Linked DNA regions of Mus musculus: region 2 is linked to region 1. The links are chromatin contacts, found by Hi-C or POLR2A ChIA-PET in ENCODE. All regions are on one chromosome and are shown on one strand. Each heading gives the region's core, a stretch centred on a gene start or an enhancer-like site at or near the end of the contact. The rest is flanking DNA. Distances are from core to core; before and after follow the strand shown. Region 1 overlaps Cradd (CASP2 and RIPK1 domain containing adaptor with death domain). Region 2 has its middle 30 kb from the start of Mrpl42.

Evidence for each region. A loop is a pair of places that touch in the nucleus more often than their neighbours do. ChIA-PET counts read pairs that join two places held with the same protein, here RNA polymerase II (POLR2A).
Region 2: a loop to region 1 is called in a map of v-Abl transformed pro-B cells, with 3 times the contacts of the local background. The contact joins two enhancer-like sites. A Hi-C loop is called at or near these places in 3 of 37 maps with a recorded cell type or tissue (left cerebral cortex and v-Abl transformed pro-B cells). POLR2A ChIA-PET finds 5 or more read pairs at or near these places in 3 of 5 experiments (Patski and embryonic stem cell).

What each region holds. Positions count from the first base shown.
Region 1 is chr10:95,253,172-95,258,607 of GRCm38, reverse strand. All of the region lies in intron 2 of Cradd (CASP2 and RIPK1 domain containing adaptor with death domain), which reads left to right. Among named protein-coding and RNA genes, the nearest start is that of Cradd, 68 kb to the left of the region's middle. Within about 2 kb of position 3,801, at least 2 of the 3 ENCODE cell types and tissues checked have a DNase peak (open chromatin) inside an H3K27ac peak, as active enhancers do.
Region 2 is chr10:95,469,712-95,474,762 of GRCm38, reverse strand. No RefSeq gene overlaps it. Among named protein-coding and RNA genes, the nearest start is that of Mrpl42, 30 kb to the left of the region's middle. Within about 2 kb of position 2,470, at least 1 of the 3 ENCODE cell types and tissues checked has a DNase peak (open chromatin) inside an H3K27ac peak, as active enhancers do.

The DNA of each region.
Region 1 (5,436 bases), core at 2,552-5,051:
GGGAGAAAGGCAATTTGCATGAGTCTACTTTGCCTCTCCAGCGGATTCCTGCAGTGTTTTGTTTTGTTTTAACCTTGCAGGGTGCAAGGTTAGTCCAGTGACACATTTGCTTTTAACTCAAATACAAACAATTTGAAGTCACTGTTCCTCTTTTTATTTTTTAGATTTTCACTTCAAATACTATTTACTGTCATTGTTAGTGTCCCTTACCGGTCAAAGGACGCGCGAGCAGTCATCTCTGTAGCACCCATCAGCTTTCCTGTTCTCTTTGTTTGGGCTTTCTACTTTCTGCTTTCCTTTGCTGTTACAGACTTCTGCCTTCTAACACCTGCTGCCCACTTCAGTGAGCATTCCCCTTCACGCCTTTACGTTGCGTTGCTCCTCCCACTCTTGGGACCATGATACTCTCTGATGTACATCTATTGCATGGCCTCTGGGGGCATTCTTTCTTGGATGCATCGCTTTGCTTTATAAGACTTGGTTCACTATGACAAACACAGAATGCCCTCTGTGCCTTTGCGGTACTCAGTTCTTGTTGCACGAGTGGACAAAGCTGTTGGAGCACAGACAGCTGGGCATCTGTGACAAACTCGACTAACATCGTATCTTTTCTAAACAGCTTACTGTCTAGGGAGGTACTTTAGCCTCCAGAGTGAACACGTACCTTAGAACCTTAATAAAGCAGGAAACATACTGCAGAAGGAGGACTGGGTATACATGTGACTTCTGGACCCAAGATCCAGCCCCTGTGCCGGCCATTTACTGATGAATTCTTCCAGGAAACAGAAGCAAAGTCAGTGTTGTGGACAACCAAGTCAGGGTTCAGTCTCATGAACAGAAATGATCTGAAACTTGGTACTAAGGGCAAGGTGGAGGATAACCCTTCCAAGTCAGCTGAGGGAGGGGTCGTGTGAGCCTCTACAGAGGGTAGCTTTGATCTACTTATACAAGATGAGTAAGTTTTGGCAGATAGAAAAGGTAATATTGATGGTTATGGATTTGGTTTTGCCTTACAGAATACTAATTAGGCCTAGAAACAATTTAGACCTGTATTCTTACAGTCTCTCTTTTAATTTTTTTTTATTTTTAATTTTGAATGTGTTTTGGTGTATGTGTGTGAGTGTGTGTTTACACACACCAAGAGGGCATCCGATACCTTAGCCCTGGAGTTCCAGGCCATTGTGAGCCACCTGATGTGGGTGCTGGGAGCTGAACTCAGGTCCTCTGTAAGAGCAGTCGATATTCTTACCCTCTGGGCCATCTCCCCAGATTTCCCAGAATTTCCCTTTTAACTGATTCTATGTATTGTGTTCTTTGCCACCTTGCTGTCAATAATGAATTATATACATGTTGACGTGCACTCACTGTGTATTTGTGTATAGATCATGACAGAAATTTTTGTCTAAGGAATAGTTACCATTTCAGACCCATCTCTTAAGCTGTCCCATCCATTTTGTTGGAAAATTTACTGAAATCCATTTTCCTTAAAACTATTTACTTAAAGTATGGGAGCTTTATCTGGTATTTCCCACGATTTCAGGGTCTTGTTGGAAGTATTGTGCTCCAGCAAATACTCAGAGCACACTCACGACAGAGTTTTCTCATTATGCTGAAAACAGCAATTTGTGTTTTTAAGCTCTTCCTGTCTGGTTTTCATTGTTTGCCCCCGGCCTGCCCTAGCCAGACAGGCTATTGTTTTTTTCTGTGCTGCCTTCATGGCTACTGAAAGAGATCCCAGACTCCCAAAATACAGTTTCTCTGATCATTTGGGGGGGAAAAAAAGTAAATGGCTTACTTTATCAGGTTTGCTTAATAAAGAAAAATAGGAAAATAAATAAAAAGCAATAAATACACAGGGCTTAGTATATAGGTTTTGTGATACCCATGAGCCTCCTCTCCCAGCTCGTCCAGCTCTGCTTCTTTTTTTTTCTGGAAAGTCAGGCTCCTCAGATACAGGTTTCTGGATAAGTGAGCTTAGTGTAACTTTTCCTTTGTTGATTTTGAAAGTAGTTAGGCACACCTGATTAAAGCGTGCTCGTTTTAGCCCAGTTCTCAGAAAGCTCCAGCAGTGTTGGGGCGCTGTCTGCCCAGCTGCCTCTGTAAAAGAATGGCGAGGAGGAGGAGGAGGAGAAAAGGGGGGGGGAGATGCCAGGGAACATCAGTGTCTGGGAGGGGTGCTGGACGATTCCTCTGGCTGTCAGAGGGCCATGGAGCAATTGAGGTGGCTATTGTCGTCCTATGTATGGGACAGTGATGGGCCTGTAGGAGGAAAGAAGAGGAAGTGTGGGTAGGGAAGCAGCCGGACTTAGCCTGCATTGGAGACAATCACAGGGCAGGCGTTAGACCGGAGACTTCACGGTACATTAATGATTGGAGTTCATACCCCACCCGTTTTTGCTAAGGACTGAAGTTTATTAGTTCTCTCCTGGCTACTGGTGTGACTGTGGCAGACTCACTTCAAAAGGTGCATTGACTGTTATTACAATTAAAACTAGTCACCACCCCACCAGGCAGAAAACCAAGATATTTTGAGATTAAAGTCTACATGTGCTTAGCAGTGAGCTGAGATATCCCATCATTACTGGGATGAGATCCCCATCATTACTGTATTTCTCAAACAGATAACCCTGGGGGTGGTTTTAGAAACTTATCGATTTTATGGGAAGAAAAACAACAACAACAACAACAACAACAACAACAACAACAAAAAACCCCACCACATATCTCCAAATCAATAACTAAATATTTCTCATAGGACATCAAGAAATAGAAATTAACTCATTTCTGTTATTTAAATTATTAGTGGCTCCTTATAGGCCACTACAGCTTTGGGTAAAATGAGCTTGTCTCTGTAGTCAAGAGTAGTAAATGCAGTGGGTGTTTTCACAGATGGCATTTTGCACATGCTCTGATTTGCTGCAAGCCTAATTTATAGGAGTATTTGGCCATTTATTTTAGATTTTCTGCAGCTTGATCTGCCAGTTAGATGGACTCATACGCAAAGACCTCAAGCCAGCGGTGCCCTAGACAGCTTTGATCCTTTTTCTTTTTTTTCCTGCAGGAAAGGAAAAGCATGGGACCTTGGGAGTGGATCAGTCATCCAAATTCAGATAGGTGCTGTTGTCTGTTGTGATTCTGTTGGGCTCTGTTCTTCTGAGAGATCCTCAGAGGTTTCCAGGAACTCAGGGGCTAAGAAATATCTTACCGAGAATTTGAAAATATCTCGGCATTTAATTTTGTGTGAGTGTAGAGTGTTTTATGACTCTTTAAGTTTTGAGGACCAGCAAAATAGAGAAGGGTATTGTGTTACATAGTGTGCTAGTTACAAATGTTTGCTTTTATTGCACATGATGTAACCAGAGTGGAAAAAAACCACAGCAGTAATAATCGTTGATATAATCTTGGCTTGAAGGTAGGGGGAACACGGGGGGCAAGGGAACAGCACAAGAGAGAAAAATATCTGTTACCAATTACAGCAAAGTTACTACATAGTTAAAAAGAAGTTGTACATATGAATAAGAATAGGATGCTCTGCTAACTCAATCAAAAGGGAACCGCTCGTTTTCCTTAGGTACTTGATGAGGGAGAATTCTTCCTGCACGATTTGCTTGAAGAGTGGATTATTTTGCTTTGTGAACCTCTTCAGTCCGGTCCTTACAGAATACCATTTGGCTAATTTGAAACGGTTCCAGTTCTGGGCTTGGTTGAACACTGCCAGCCAAAAGCCTGCCTGTCGTCTTCCATTCGCATGCCTTCCTGCCCTCGGTGCCCCCAACCCCTATCCTGCACCCAAGGAAAGAACCTGATAACCATGGTTCTCTGCCTTAGGAAGCTGTGGCTCCTTCAAGGTGCCCCCCTCCGTCAGCTCCCAGAAAGGCAAGCAGCAGGAAAGCAGGCAGCTCAATCCAACCGGGATCAGCAGATGCTGCCAAAGTGGGAAGCAACAAAGGCAGTCCGTGGATTTCCAGGAACGGGAATTATTGGAAGTCTGCTCTTTACAAAATAAACTGTGATTGGGAGCCGAGCACCCTCGCAGTCCCTTCCTTCTGCTGCGGGAGTGTGGCAAACAGGGTATTGTTTGGCTTGTCAAGGTCAGCCCGGCTAATTGTAGATACAGTGGACAAATAGCTCTCTTCCAGAGAAGTGGTGAATACCAGTCGTTTGTCATTCGGGGCCCCAGCATAAGCAGTGCAGGAAAGTATTGGTAGCATTGTTCAATCAAGTAGGAAGAGGAAAAGGAAGGAATAGAAGTGCAAAAACGTAGGCCAAATGGAGTGAGAGTCAAGAGAAACCATTGCCCTGGTGCTATGGCTGGGTAACCATCTCCCAAAGCCTCTCCCAACCCCCACCCCACATTTGGTCAGCAGCTTGCAGTTCTGTTGGGAGGTTCTATTGAGAGGCTCTATTGGGAGGCAATAGAACCTTTAAGAGGAGTGGCCTAGTGGAGGAAGTTGAATGCATGGGGGTAGGCCCTGGGAGAGGATACCGGATCCCTAGCCCCTTTCTCTTTGTTTCTTGGCTGCCAGGAGGTAAGAGGTTCCCTTGGCCACACTTCTTTTCCATGGTGTGCCGCCTTGACATAGGCGCAAAGCGACCGGGCCAACTAATCATGCGTGAAACCTCCCTTCAAATGGTGACCCAAATAAAACCATAATGTTACTGTCTCAGGTGTCTGTCACAGCAATCCGAAGCTCCTAGCTTGATAAACAGGTCTAACCCAGTGGTTCTCAGCCTTCCTGATACTGCGGCCCTTGAATAATACAGTTTCTCATGCTGTGGTGACTCCAGCCATTCTGTGGGGAACTGGGAATAAAATGGCCAACAGTGTAGACATGCCCACCACCTCTGGGGAGCTTCCATGCTACAGAGAGCTACAGCCCAAGAAGAGCGCTGCGAAGGAAACAGCTGGCAGTAAACGAGCGAGTCACCTACCCATGCCTCAGGAAGACTCCCTGAACACAAACAGTTGAGGAATTACCTGAGGGATGAGAAGAAGAGCAAGAGAGCTCCAGCCAGAGGCAGCAGCACGGGTCCAAGCTCTGAGGGGCAGTGGGCTGCGCCATGGCACTACACCAGTCAGGGAATGAGTATGCAAGGAGCCTAGAACCTTCAACATGCTGGGTTCTACCCTAGCTCTACTGAGTGTCACTGAAAGGGACAGTAGTGCTGAATTATTGCTTTCAAAAGTTCAGTCTGCTGGATCTCTGTCAAATACATATTAGAATAGAAGTATGGAGATCATATCATCATCATCTCTATATCTATATATAAAATGGAGAAGGTGTTATGAACAAAGTGATGATGTATCTGATCTTTTAGAAATGATTGGAATTCTGACAAGCAGATTTGGAGAAAATAAGATCTCTAGAGAGGGTGCAGGGTGACCAAGTGTGGGGCTGAGCGACAGGAGGCAAGTTTGCACGTGGGCCAGCATGA
Region 2 (5,051 bases), core at 1,221-3,720, 220 kb before region 1:
CAGGCTTATACAGCAAGCACTTTTACCCATCAACCAGTTGACGTGCCCATTGTTAAGCTGCTTGCCTCCTCCTCCTCCCCCTCCCCCTTCCTCCTCGTTTTCTTGTTGTTGTCGTCGTCATCGTCCTCGTTGTTTTTGAGATGAGGTCTCATAGCTCTAGCAGGCCTAGAACTTACTGTGTAGGCCAGGCTGGCCTCTGTTTCCCGAGTGCTGAGTTTGAAGGCATGTGCCACCATGCAGGGCGGTTAGGCATCTTCTAGTGTGGTCATTTGATGAATGTCTGTCTCTCCTACTAAGCTGTAACCTTCACAACTGGGATTGATGACCTTATTAAGTTATGTGTCTTGCATGGCTCCTAGTGCTGGCACTGCCTGGCCTTTTTACCATCCCCACATAGTTTTGTAAAAGCAAACTGCCTTGGCATGAAGGATTTTAAGTAAGGAGTCCCTGTGGGACTCAGGATAGAAATGTAGCCACAGAACTCCTGAGACTGAAGGATTTTGAGACAGTTTATTTGTGTGTTTTCTTGAACATAGAAACTGCAGTTTTAAAGCTGCTTATTAGAGTATTTTATATCTCTCCTCAACTTTACCTGCCTGCAGCTAATCACTTAGTAACATTAAAGCTGAAAAAATATTCAAATACAAGACAGCTTCCATATGTTCTAGGAGACATCTTTATCTTTAATTCCAACTATATTTTTATTTGTGTGTGTGTTTGTGTGTGTATGTGTGTGTGTGTGTGTGTGTGTGTGTGTGTGTACATAGTTCCCATGGAAGTCAGAAGTGAGCACCAGATTCCCTGGAGCTGCAGTGCCAGAAAGCAAGCCATGCAGGAGTTGAACTTGGGTTCTATGGAAGAGCAGCAGGTGCTCTTACTGAGCAATCTCTCCAACCCTAATTATAAATACTTTTAAGAAAAGAGCTGGGCAGTGTTGACACAGGCCTTTAGTTCCAGCATTTGGGAGGGAGAGGCAGGTGGATCTCTTGAGTTCAAGGCCAGCCTGGTCTATAGAGCAAGCCCCAGGAAACAGAGAAACATTGTCTCAAAAACAACCAACCAACCAAGAACAGCCAGCTTGCCAGCAGTTATTGCTTATGTTCTTCATGAAAGCCATTCTGACTTGGACCACATGAAATCACAATGTAGGAATATTTGTTTGTTTTTGAGACAGGATCTCTCATAGTGTCTGTCGGTCTCCACCCCCAAGTGCTGGGATGAAGGTGGGGGACCTTGGTCTGGCCCGTCTTCCCCACCGAGCCGTGGGGGTGGAGCATGAATATACACATTGGGATGCTTCAGTGTACTTTTTGATTTGCATTTTCTTGATGGTTAAGAATGCCAAACATTTTTTCATGTGTTTATTGCCCCCCCTTTAAAAATTTGATCAGTATCTCTTTTGTTCATCTGCCTACCAGTTGGTTGGATTACTCATTCTTTTACTGTTCTTTATATATTCTAGATATTAGCTCCTTATCAGATGAATACGATTCCTTTTTTCTTATTTTGTAGACTGTGGCTTTTTCTATTGATCGTTTTCTTTTGCTGCGTGGAGGCATTTTAATCTAGTGCCGTTTATCAGTTCTTCATCTTATTTCCTCTGCTATTGGGGTCTCATTGAGAGGGCCGGGCCGGTGAAATTGCTCAGCGGGTTAAGGCACTTACAGCTCAAACCTGGCAAACCAACTGTGCTTCCCAGAACCCACATAGAGGTGGAAGGAGAGAATCTATTCCACGGAGAGAGCTATTGTCTGCGCTGCTGTCTGCATGACCCTGTTTTCCCTCTAGTGATATAAACTCTTATAATACAAGTCTCTGTTCTTCACTCCATTACTAGGCGGTCTTATTATAAAGTGTTTACTTCCTTGGGATGAAAGCAGTGTTTCTATGGCTTGTAATTCTTACACTTGATCCTATCCCTAAAATCACAAAATAAATGGACTCCATTTCACAGGCGACAGCTCTTTAGATACTCAAAAGCATTTGTCAGATCTCATTATTATTCACCCCCCCCCCCATTATCCGTATGGCATGTTCTCCAAACCTCCCCAATTTTGGTTGCCCCTCCCCCTTTGAGCTATACATTCATTCATCCTTTTAATAGCATCTCTCTGAGAATGTGTTACCCAGAACTGAGCGCAGTTTTCTTGCTCAGGATGCTTTCATTGTGCTAATGGTGCCAGTAACACATTAAGGTTTTTAGTTTTTTTTGTTTTTTGTTTTTTTTAAGTAGTCGTGCCATCCAGCAGGTTCTCACTGAGTCATAATACCCTAAGAGGGGGTCAGAATACCAAAAGAGGCTCTAAATTTGGATGATTTTTTAATGCAAATATACTTTCTGCTCTTCTTGATTCCTCGCTGGGAAGAGAGAACATTTATTTGCATTGCTAACCGCACTGGTTTTTATTTTTGCCGTGTAATGTTAGCACACAGCTGTCGATACCCACCAAGGAAGAATTTTAGCAGGGGATGACGCATTTAGAAACCTCATTCTTGCTAAAGGGTGGATAGGGAAGGACAGATTGGAATAGGAACAAGATGGAATGTCAGAGACACCATTACGTGACGTAGTGATGAGGATGACAGCTGACAATGGTTGGGGTTAGGAAAACAGCAGAAAGGATAGGAGGAGAGGCTGGATTTCAGAGAGACAGACATAGTCATGTGAGCAGGACTTGACCACTAATCCGTACAGGAATGAACATGAGTGATGACGGATGAGACGGGGTGAGGCATACACTCACACACACAGTTACACACTCACACACTCATGTACACTCACATACTCACAATCACATACACCCACACTCACACATTCATATACATATACACTCATACACACACTCAGTTACACACTCACACTCAGTTACACCCACTCACATACAATACAATCACATACACTCACACAGTTACACACTCACACACACACATACAATCACATATACTCACACACTTACACACTCATATATACTCACACACATCCATACAATCACATACACTCACACAAGTTACACACTCATACACATATTTACAATCACATACACTCACACACACAGTTACACACTCATACATACTCACACAAGTTATACAATCACATACATACAATCACATACAATCATATACACTCACGCACAGTTATACACTCATACAATCACATAACTCACAGTCACATACATACTCACATACCCCCATGCGCACACACACACACACACACACACACACACACACACACACACACCACAGCTCTTGACATCCAGATGACCCAGCTTTGGCAGTGAGGCCTGTGTTTTCCTGTTGGGTATATGATCTTACAGCATCTGGGCAATGTCCTTGGGGCCTGTATGAAATGAGACACCCAATGTTCACTTCACGATTCACCTAGCATAGTTAAGAATAGAATTATTGTGCCAACCACAAGATGACTAACATCCCTCTCTCAGGAAAAACGATCACTGGCTACAGCTTTACCCTTGCTTTGGTTTGCCCTCCTTGGAGAACCAAGGTTTCTTAGGATTCTCAGTCATGAAATACCCCTGCTCTCTGACTATATTCAGTCTAGAGCTATGCCTGCTTCCTTAAATGCTGTACACTGTACCAGCCTAATCCCAAATGCTGTAACAGATTTCCTCACATTCTTCTGAGATACCTCAAGGTTGCCCATGCTGACTGTTCTTTTTCATTGTGTTGAGTGATAAACTCATCTTATTTAGCTCCACATGTGTTCCTGGTAGTCAGTGGTTGAAGAATATGGACATAAGGATTATTTCCTGCTAGTGAGAAGGCTGTATAGAATTATCATCTAGGAATAACAGAATAAAAGGGTAGCTCATCATCAATGTAGAGCTATTGCTTTTCTCAAATAAGGTTAATTTGTTTACATTGATATGGATTATTGTATATTGATACAGGTTTAAGGTTGTCATTGGTATAAATCTTTGTATGTTGATACAAGCCCCCGATTAAATGTCTCCTTTTATAAGGTGCCTAAGTCATGATGTTTCTTCAGAGCAATCGAGCAGTAACTGAGACATTATGTTAGTAACCACGTAGGGCAAATGTTCCATTCTGGGGGTCTTGGTGAAAACAATTTTAGCCAGCGTTTAGCTATGTTGAGAAGATGGCTAGTGGGCATCGCAGCCCATCGTGAATTTTTGGGTTAAATGGAGAAGCAGTGCAGGGGCCAGTCTTCGTCAGACTGGACTCTAGCCTCAGTTCTGCTTCTGCAAAGGTGGCCTGAGTGGGTCCTTATCGGTCGGAGGATGATATCATCGCAGTGTGATCTTTCTGTGAGACGTTGCTATTCTTGGGATGGAAGGTGGGAGAAGGGGTAGGGGAACTTTCAATTACCTTGTCAGGGTGGGAGTCAGGGCAGTCCAAGGCTGATAGGGAGATGCCCAGTCACTAATGCCCCTGCTAGAGCAGGAGGCAAATCATAGTCAGTTGTGGGTAATCTGATCCATCCCCAAATCTCCATATTTTCAGCTCATTTGTTTCTTTTCTTTTTAAAATCTGGAGATAAGATGTAGCTGTCCCTTGCTACTTTGTGACTTCTTTCTCCCACTCTTTTCTAGCCTTCTCCACACTTCCAACCCCCTAACACTAGAAAAGAAAGGACAGGAGGAAATGGGACAATGTCGTTAGACTTCCTTGGGACAAGTTTGATCTTTGTCACTGTTGGGATATCTAATTTCTTCTTTCTTCTTTGTGCATGACTACATAACAAGCCACAACCAACACCAAAAATTCAAAAAACCAACAACCCACCCTGCCTCTCAGGGCTCTAGCATTTATGTACCCCTGAAAAGTCCCCAGGATTCCAAACATACACAATTGCAGAAACTATCTGCCTCTGATAAAATCATGCCCCTGCTAGAACACGAGGCAACTCATAGTCAGTTGTTGTGGGTAATCTGACACATCTCCATTTCCACATAACTAGGATTAAAAAAATTTTTTTCTTATAATATTTCTGTTTTTTTTTTTAAAGAAACCAAAATTCCAAAATTGTTACTACAATAGGGTTTCTCTGTGTAGTGCTGGCTGTCCTAGAG